Regions from separate parts of the Homo sapiens genome. Here region 1 is linked to region 2. Evidence: chromatin contacts called from ENCODE Hi-C or POLR2A ChIA-PET data. All regions are on one chromosome and are shown on one strand. Each heading gives the region's core, a stretch centred on a gene start or an enhancer-like site at or near the end of the contact. The rest is flanking DNA. Distances are from core to core; before and after follow the strand shown.

Region 1 (2,803 bases), core at 120-2,619, 250 kb after region 2:
TCACTGTTCTAGACTAGGTAACAGGCGATGGGTAGAAGGCTATCTTAAGGAAAAAGTGTATCATTACTTGCATTTCAAATCCTATGACAGTCTTATCCAACTCTCTGCTAACAGCAATCTGTTTACTTTGTCTCTACACAAGACGAGATAAAGGGTGATATTCGTAATGGCCCAATTTATTTAGTCACTCCAATAATGACGTCTGACCTTGGCACAGCACTTTACAATTTAAGGTGCTGTCCCCATACATAATTCTTGCTTGATCTTCACAGCAACTCTGAGAGATTTCTGGGCAAGAATTAGTTCTTCTGTTTTTGAAATTAATTAACTGAGACAGGATGTCTTTGCAATACATTAGGATATGTCAGGATGGCTAACCCAGACAATTAATTTTCAGGGTTAGTTTTTTTTTCTCTTACATTTTTGTGTTGACTGTTGACTCAGTCTGAAACTAGTAAACTCTCCATTCATTTCTCCTGTGGGACATAGGCTTAGTCTCCCACCGCACCGACTGGGGATACATAGTAAAAAGGCAGGTACAGACTATGTGTGGGTCGAAATCCCCCAAAATAAGTGAACAAACGACCGTTGTCTTAGCCCCTGTCCAGAAACCTTGGGTGTATGTGGTTCTTCCGTATACCAGGGGTCAGCTGTAAAAACTAACTGTATCCTCTGCACTACAGACTACCCTTCAAGCCAAAGCCACGGTTGCTTAATTAATGCTGCCCCTCTCCTGAGCATTCGCCCTTAGAGACAAGTCCACCCCTTTGATGTTTGTCAGGCAGTTTGATACTGATCATACCAAACATCAGGAGCCTGCATTTGTGTCTACGGTAAAAACAACCCAAGACAACTCTTCTGAAGCTGAATCTGCCAGTCACTCTAAATCTGCACTATTGCAATACGACTTCATTAATTACTGCTCAAACACTGGCCTAGAATCAAGGTGGGGCAACTTTCACTAGTCAGGCTAACCTTACAGGAAGGCAAGAAGGTGTTCCCAGAGCCTCACAGGTCCCGGGGGCCCCGGCCTGAAACAGAGCAAAGGAAGAGAGTTACATCAGCACGCTCCCCTAAGACTTGTTGGGGGTGAATCCGCCCTGAAAGCTGCTCACAATGCCCTCCTCTCCACCCAGCCCATGGCACATCCTGAACACATTTCCCGGCTGAACCCAGAGGGTGGCGCTGCCGTCCCAGCCTTGGTCCACGGCCGCCCGCCACTTCCCTGCCTCTGCGGGAGCCCCCCAGCTTGGTCTCCCGCAGGCCGGCGGTGGGGCACGAGCCCGGTAGGGGGCGCCGCCGGCCCAGGCGCCGCTGCTCCCTCCGCCCACCCGGAGGCGGCTGCCGCTAGCCGAGGCCGGCGCGAGTGCACTGCGAGGCGGGCCGCAGGGAGGGAGGCGCGAAGAGGGCGCGAGGGTAGCAGCCAGAGGGAGCCGCCAGCCCTGCCTGCGGATCCCCGCCGGGCGCATGGGGCGCTTCGAGCCGGGACTGCGTGCGGGCCCCGAGGCCAGTTTCCTGCTGTCGTAAGAAGCCGCGCCAGGACGCCCGCCGGACCCCGAGCTGCTGGGAGGATGACCATGGCTGGGGGCAGGAGGGGACTAGTGGCCCCTCAAAACACGTTTCTGGAGAATATTGTTCGGCGGTCCAATGGTAAGAGGTGCATTCGGATTTCGATTACCCGGGCGTTTTATCCGTGCCTTTATTGCAGAACCTCTCGCCGCTCGGAGCCAGCAGATGCAGCAGAACCCGCGAGCTCTGCTAAGGAGCCGCGGCGCGGGCACCCAGGGCAGCCTCCCCGAGGCAGAGAAAGGTGGGCAGGGCGGGGCGGGGTCTGATGGGTCCCCATCCTAACAGGAGAGCTCTTCTGGGGACGCCTTTTGGGCCTTTCTAGCGCCCTCTCGGTCTTATCTCCAAGGATGCGTGACAGCTGCTGAGCAAAGTACTGGGAAAAGTGATGGAAAGCTGGCTGCAGCCGGAGCGGCAGCGCGCGCCCCATCGGCACTGCCCACCCTTCCGCGAAGGCTCTGGGGCTCCCGGGCTGCTCCCAGAGGCGCCGCCTCTCCCCAGGGAGAGCCAGCAGTAGAGACGGGCAACTCCAGGTCCCCGCTGCCTCAGAATGGGAGGATCCGGCTGCCTCCACCTTCCATCCCTGCAACTGAAAAGTCCGAGGTGTCGGGACGTGCTCTCGGCGGCCTGATTCCACCCCTTCACCCACCCACCACTTTCTAGGTGAAGTTAAGGCTCACCTTCGAAGTGAGGGGCAGATGGTTTTCCTGGCGTCAGGTGGGAAGTGGAGGGCACAGGTGCAGAGCGAACTAAATGGTCACAGGTACAAACCTGTTATATTTCCCCTCTTCCAAACCCACAACGGTTTTATGCCACCCTTAAGTGTTGCTCACCTATAAATTCCCAATCTCACCAAACCTATAAATAGATCCATTACCCAATAAACTGACAATCAGCACTCATCTGTTTCCTTGTGGCATTAAGATCGACGGTAGCATGAAGCCTTGAGAGGCGAGAGTCCTAGGAGCGGGGATGGAAAGGAAGAATTCCAAACGCCTTTCGGACTTAACAGAGGAGAGACCCCAACTAAGCACTTGCAGAGCGACTAGGAGTCCTGGCAGTTGGAAGGCGCAGCGCACGAGTTCATCAAATGGCTATATTGAAAGATAGCCAAGCATAAGATGCTCTTTGCAGACTCCTAGAGCCCCCACCCCACCCCTTCCAGAAACAGATGACATTCTTCTACCAGGGAGACATGAGGAGCTAACTTAGGAAATGGGTTTTAATAATGTGTAAA
Region 2 (2,979 bases), core at 84-2,583:
TCTGTGCAACTGAGATGGGATTTATCTGCTATTTTATGTGGCCTTTTTATGAAGGCCTTTTCATGTTTCTCCTTCAGGTCGGAACTAAACCTCAGAGTTCTTCAAAACCCCAATTACCTTTATTGTCTTACATAAGCTAGCTGCCCAAATGTTTGCTGAGAATAGTGATAACCATTGTCATATTGAGGTAGAGGAAGGGGGCTGGTTGGTGGGTACTGGTTTAGGGGTACTTTTTTAAGGAAGCATGAGCACATTTTGGATATGCAAAATATTATTAAGTTTAGAGCTTAGATTTGGAAAAACAACACTTAAGCGTCTGTGTAAGGAGAGCTCTGAGAAAAGGGTTTTCAGACAGAACCCAAATTTCTCAAGAAGAACCCTCTAAACAGCATTAAGGAAAAAAATTCCTCTGTAGAAGCAACTAAGAAAAAAAGGAATACTCAGTATTTGGGAAAGAGAAAGGAATGAATGATAACAACACCAGATTGAGTAAGCTACACAATAAATCCAAATTTCAGCCCTACCACATCCAACCTATGTTGCCTTGAGCAAATTATTAAACTTTTCTGTGCCTCAATTTTCTCATGTCTGCCTACTTAAGGACTGCGTGGGAAGATTAAATAAAATGCATGTAAAGCACTTAGGTCAGTACCTTACTCTTAAGGCACTCTTAAGGGTTTGAGAAGGAAGGGAGGGACGTTAAGTGGAATGGTCCTTGGTACATTTTTGTTCCGCGGCAGTAGGATTCTGAAACAGAGGACATAATTACAAAGAAAGTTGGAGTAAGAAGTGGTGGTGCGGGCATCACATTTTCCTGGTGAGTATCTGAGGGCCCATCACAACTGTAGGAAGCGGAAGGGCTAATAAGTGTCAGGCCAAGAGCACACCCTCCAGGGTGCATCTGAGAAGTCGGCGGCCGTCGAGTATTAGCACTTAAATACTACGAGAGCTTTCATGACAAAGGACACATCTTTTGGGGAAACTCAGAGCTTGGGAGCGGCCTCATTAGCGGGGGACCGGGCAGAGGGGGGCTACCAACAGTCCCCTCGGAGTGACCGAAGGGAGATTGAGGAAAGAGTGAGGTGGGAAGAAAATGGCGGCGCGGCTTCTACCGGTTTGCCTTCACACTCTAGCCACAGCCCCGGCTGGAACGGTCACTTACTGGAAACTGCAGAGAAACAACCTGTTTGGTCCGACTTGACAACCTCAACCGGACCGAAGGTGCTGAACAACCAGTGCGGCGAGCGCCGCGAAACCCAACGCCCGACCGCGTAGGGAACGTCACAGCGCGCGCACGCGCAACAGTCGACTAGAAATGTCCGGCCTACGCCACAGAGCGGGGCGGGAGCGGAAGCGACTCTTCCGGTCGCGGGAGCCTTAGGCAAGAGCTGCTGGACTGGAGGGAGGGAGGGGAGGGGAGGGGAGGGGCGCGGGGACTCAAGCCACGGTTTTTGTGTCCGCGGCTGCACCCCTCTCGAAGCGTTTTCACGCACATGTGAGAAACCTCACACCCTGGGGCCGATTTCTTTAGTAGATTGGCGCCCAAATGGCAAAGATTTCCAGGGATTTGTTTGGGATTCCATATTTTTGTAGATTTGCCGAGATTGGATACTAGTACAATATTGAGAATTCCCGTCCAGCAATGTGGCTATTTTTTTAAATTAATTCAGTTCTCCCTTTGTTTTTCAGGTAAAGCGTTGCAGTTCGCTTGGTGTTGTGCGCATTTAACATTTTTTCATAGCTATTTTTGTTATTGTAGTTTGTTTTTACTAATAGACTATTAATCCATTAGTATCCTTGTATAAGAATGGCTTTTGATTGTTGATCTATCTGGACACTTCACTAAACGTTCGTATTCTAAAAATTTGACAGGCAGTCCTCTTTGATTTGTAGGTAAGAATTTATCTGTAAAGAACAATTTTGGCTTTTCCCAAGAATCCAGTGCAACACTGAATAGTAGCCGGAGGTACTTATTTCTTACCAGGAGTTATTTTGGATTGCATCTTAGGTTTCATTCAAGATATCTTCTGCAGGTTTATGGTGTGTGTGTGTGTGGGTGTATAGGCAAATTATGTTCTTTTCGTAGTTTACCATATCGGTTTTTTTTTTAATCAGCAAATGACTAAGTTTTACCAAGTATTTTCAGTATCAGTCTTTGAGATGATTGTATGGCCTTTTTTCCATTACTCTACAATAAAATAACTACAATAATAGATTTTCTAATGGTGAGCCAAACTTAGAATCCTGGTATCTTATTTTTTCAATATATTGCTGGATGCAATTTGCTGTGTAGTTAATTTTGGATTTTCATGTATGCACCTAAGTTAGATTGGCTTATGGTTTTCTTTTGCTGTCCTTGTCTAGTTTTGGTATCAGGTTGTGCTAGGAGTCAGACAGGTTAACTTATTTTTGTATGACCTGGAATAGACATAGCATGTGTGAATGATACATTTCTTAGGTTTTGAAGAACTCATCTTTAAAGCCTTCTGGGTGTGGTGCCATCTTAATGGATAGTTTTGTTTTTTATATAGCGTCCATCGTTATTGATACCTAGAATTTTTTCTTTTGCTTCTTGAGAAAATTAGTTTTTTCTAGAAAAGTATTGGCCGGGTGCGGTGACTCACGCCTGTGATCCCAGCACATTGGGAGGCCGAGGAGGGCGGATCACGAGGTCAGGAGATCGAGACCATCCTGGCTAACACGGTGAAACTCCGTCTCTACTAAAAATACGACAATGAAAAATTAGCCGGGCATGGTGGCGGGCGCCTGTAGTCCCAGCTACTCAGGAGGCTGAAGCAGGAGAATGGCTTGAACCCGGGAGGCGGAGCTTGCAGTGAGCTGAGATTTTGCTACTGCACTCCAGCCTGGGGGACAGAGCGAGACTCCATCTTTAAAAAAAAAGTATTTCAGCTATATTTTCTAACATTTAAAAAAATCTCATATTGTTCTCAACCATTCTTATATATTCTTATATATATA

The links. Hi-C counts contacts between places; a loop is a spot of excess contacts on that map. ChIA-PET counts read pairs that join two places held with the same protein, here RNA polymerase II (POLR2A). Pooled maps may share reads with other maps.
Region 1: a loop to region 2 is called in a pooled map, with 8 times the contacts of the local background. The contact joins the promoter of KCNH1 here to the promoter of LINC00467 in region 2. A Hi-C loop is called at or near these places in 6 of 50 pooled maps. POLR2A ChIA-PET finds 5 or more read pairs at or near these places in 2 of 52 experiments (GM12878 and activated naive CD4-positive, alpha-beta T cell).

Annotation. Positions count from the first base shown.
Region 1 is chr1:211,132,714-211,135,516 of GRCh38, reverse strand. KCNH1 (potassium voltage-gated channel subfamily H member 1) reads left to right here and starts at 1,369. Exons shown (of 11, transcript NM_172362.3): 1 at 1,369-1,650. The coding sequence starts at 1,572. It overlaps KCNH1-IT1 (KCNH1 intronic transcript 1), which reads left to right and starts at 2,143. Exons shown (of 2, transcript NR_046784.1): 1 at 2,143-2,329; 2 at 2,491-2,803. RefSeq lists silencers at 1,188-1,467, 1,962-2,152.
Region 2 is chr1:211,381,109-211,384,087 of GRCh38, reverse strand. It overlaps LINC00467 (long intergenic non-protein coding RNA 467), which reads right to left and starts at 1,333. Exons shown (of 6, transcript NR_026761.2): 1 at 1,163-1,333. LOC124904504 (a long non-coding RNA gene) reads left to right here and starts at 1,344. Exons shown (of 2, transcript XR_007066868.1): 1 at 1,344-1,495; 2 at 1,690-2,979. It overlaps LOC107985259 (a long non-coding RNA gene), which reads left to right. Exons shown (of 2, transcript XR_001738447.1): 1 at 1-817; 2 at 1,134-1,262. RefSeq lists an enhancer at 1,151-1,220.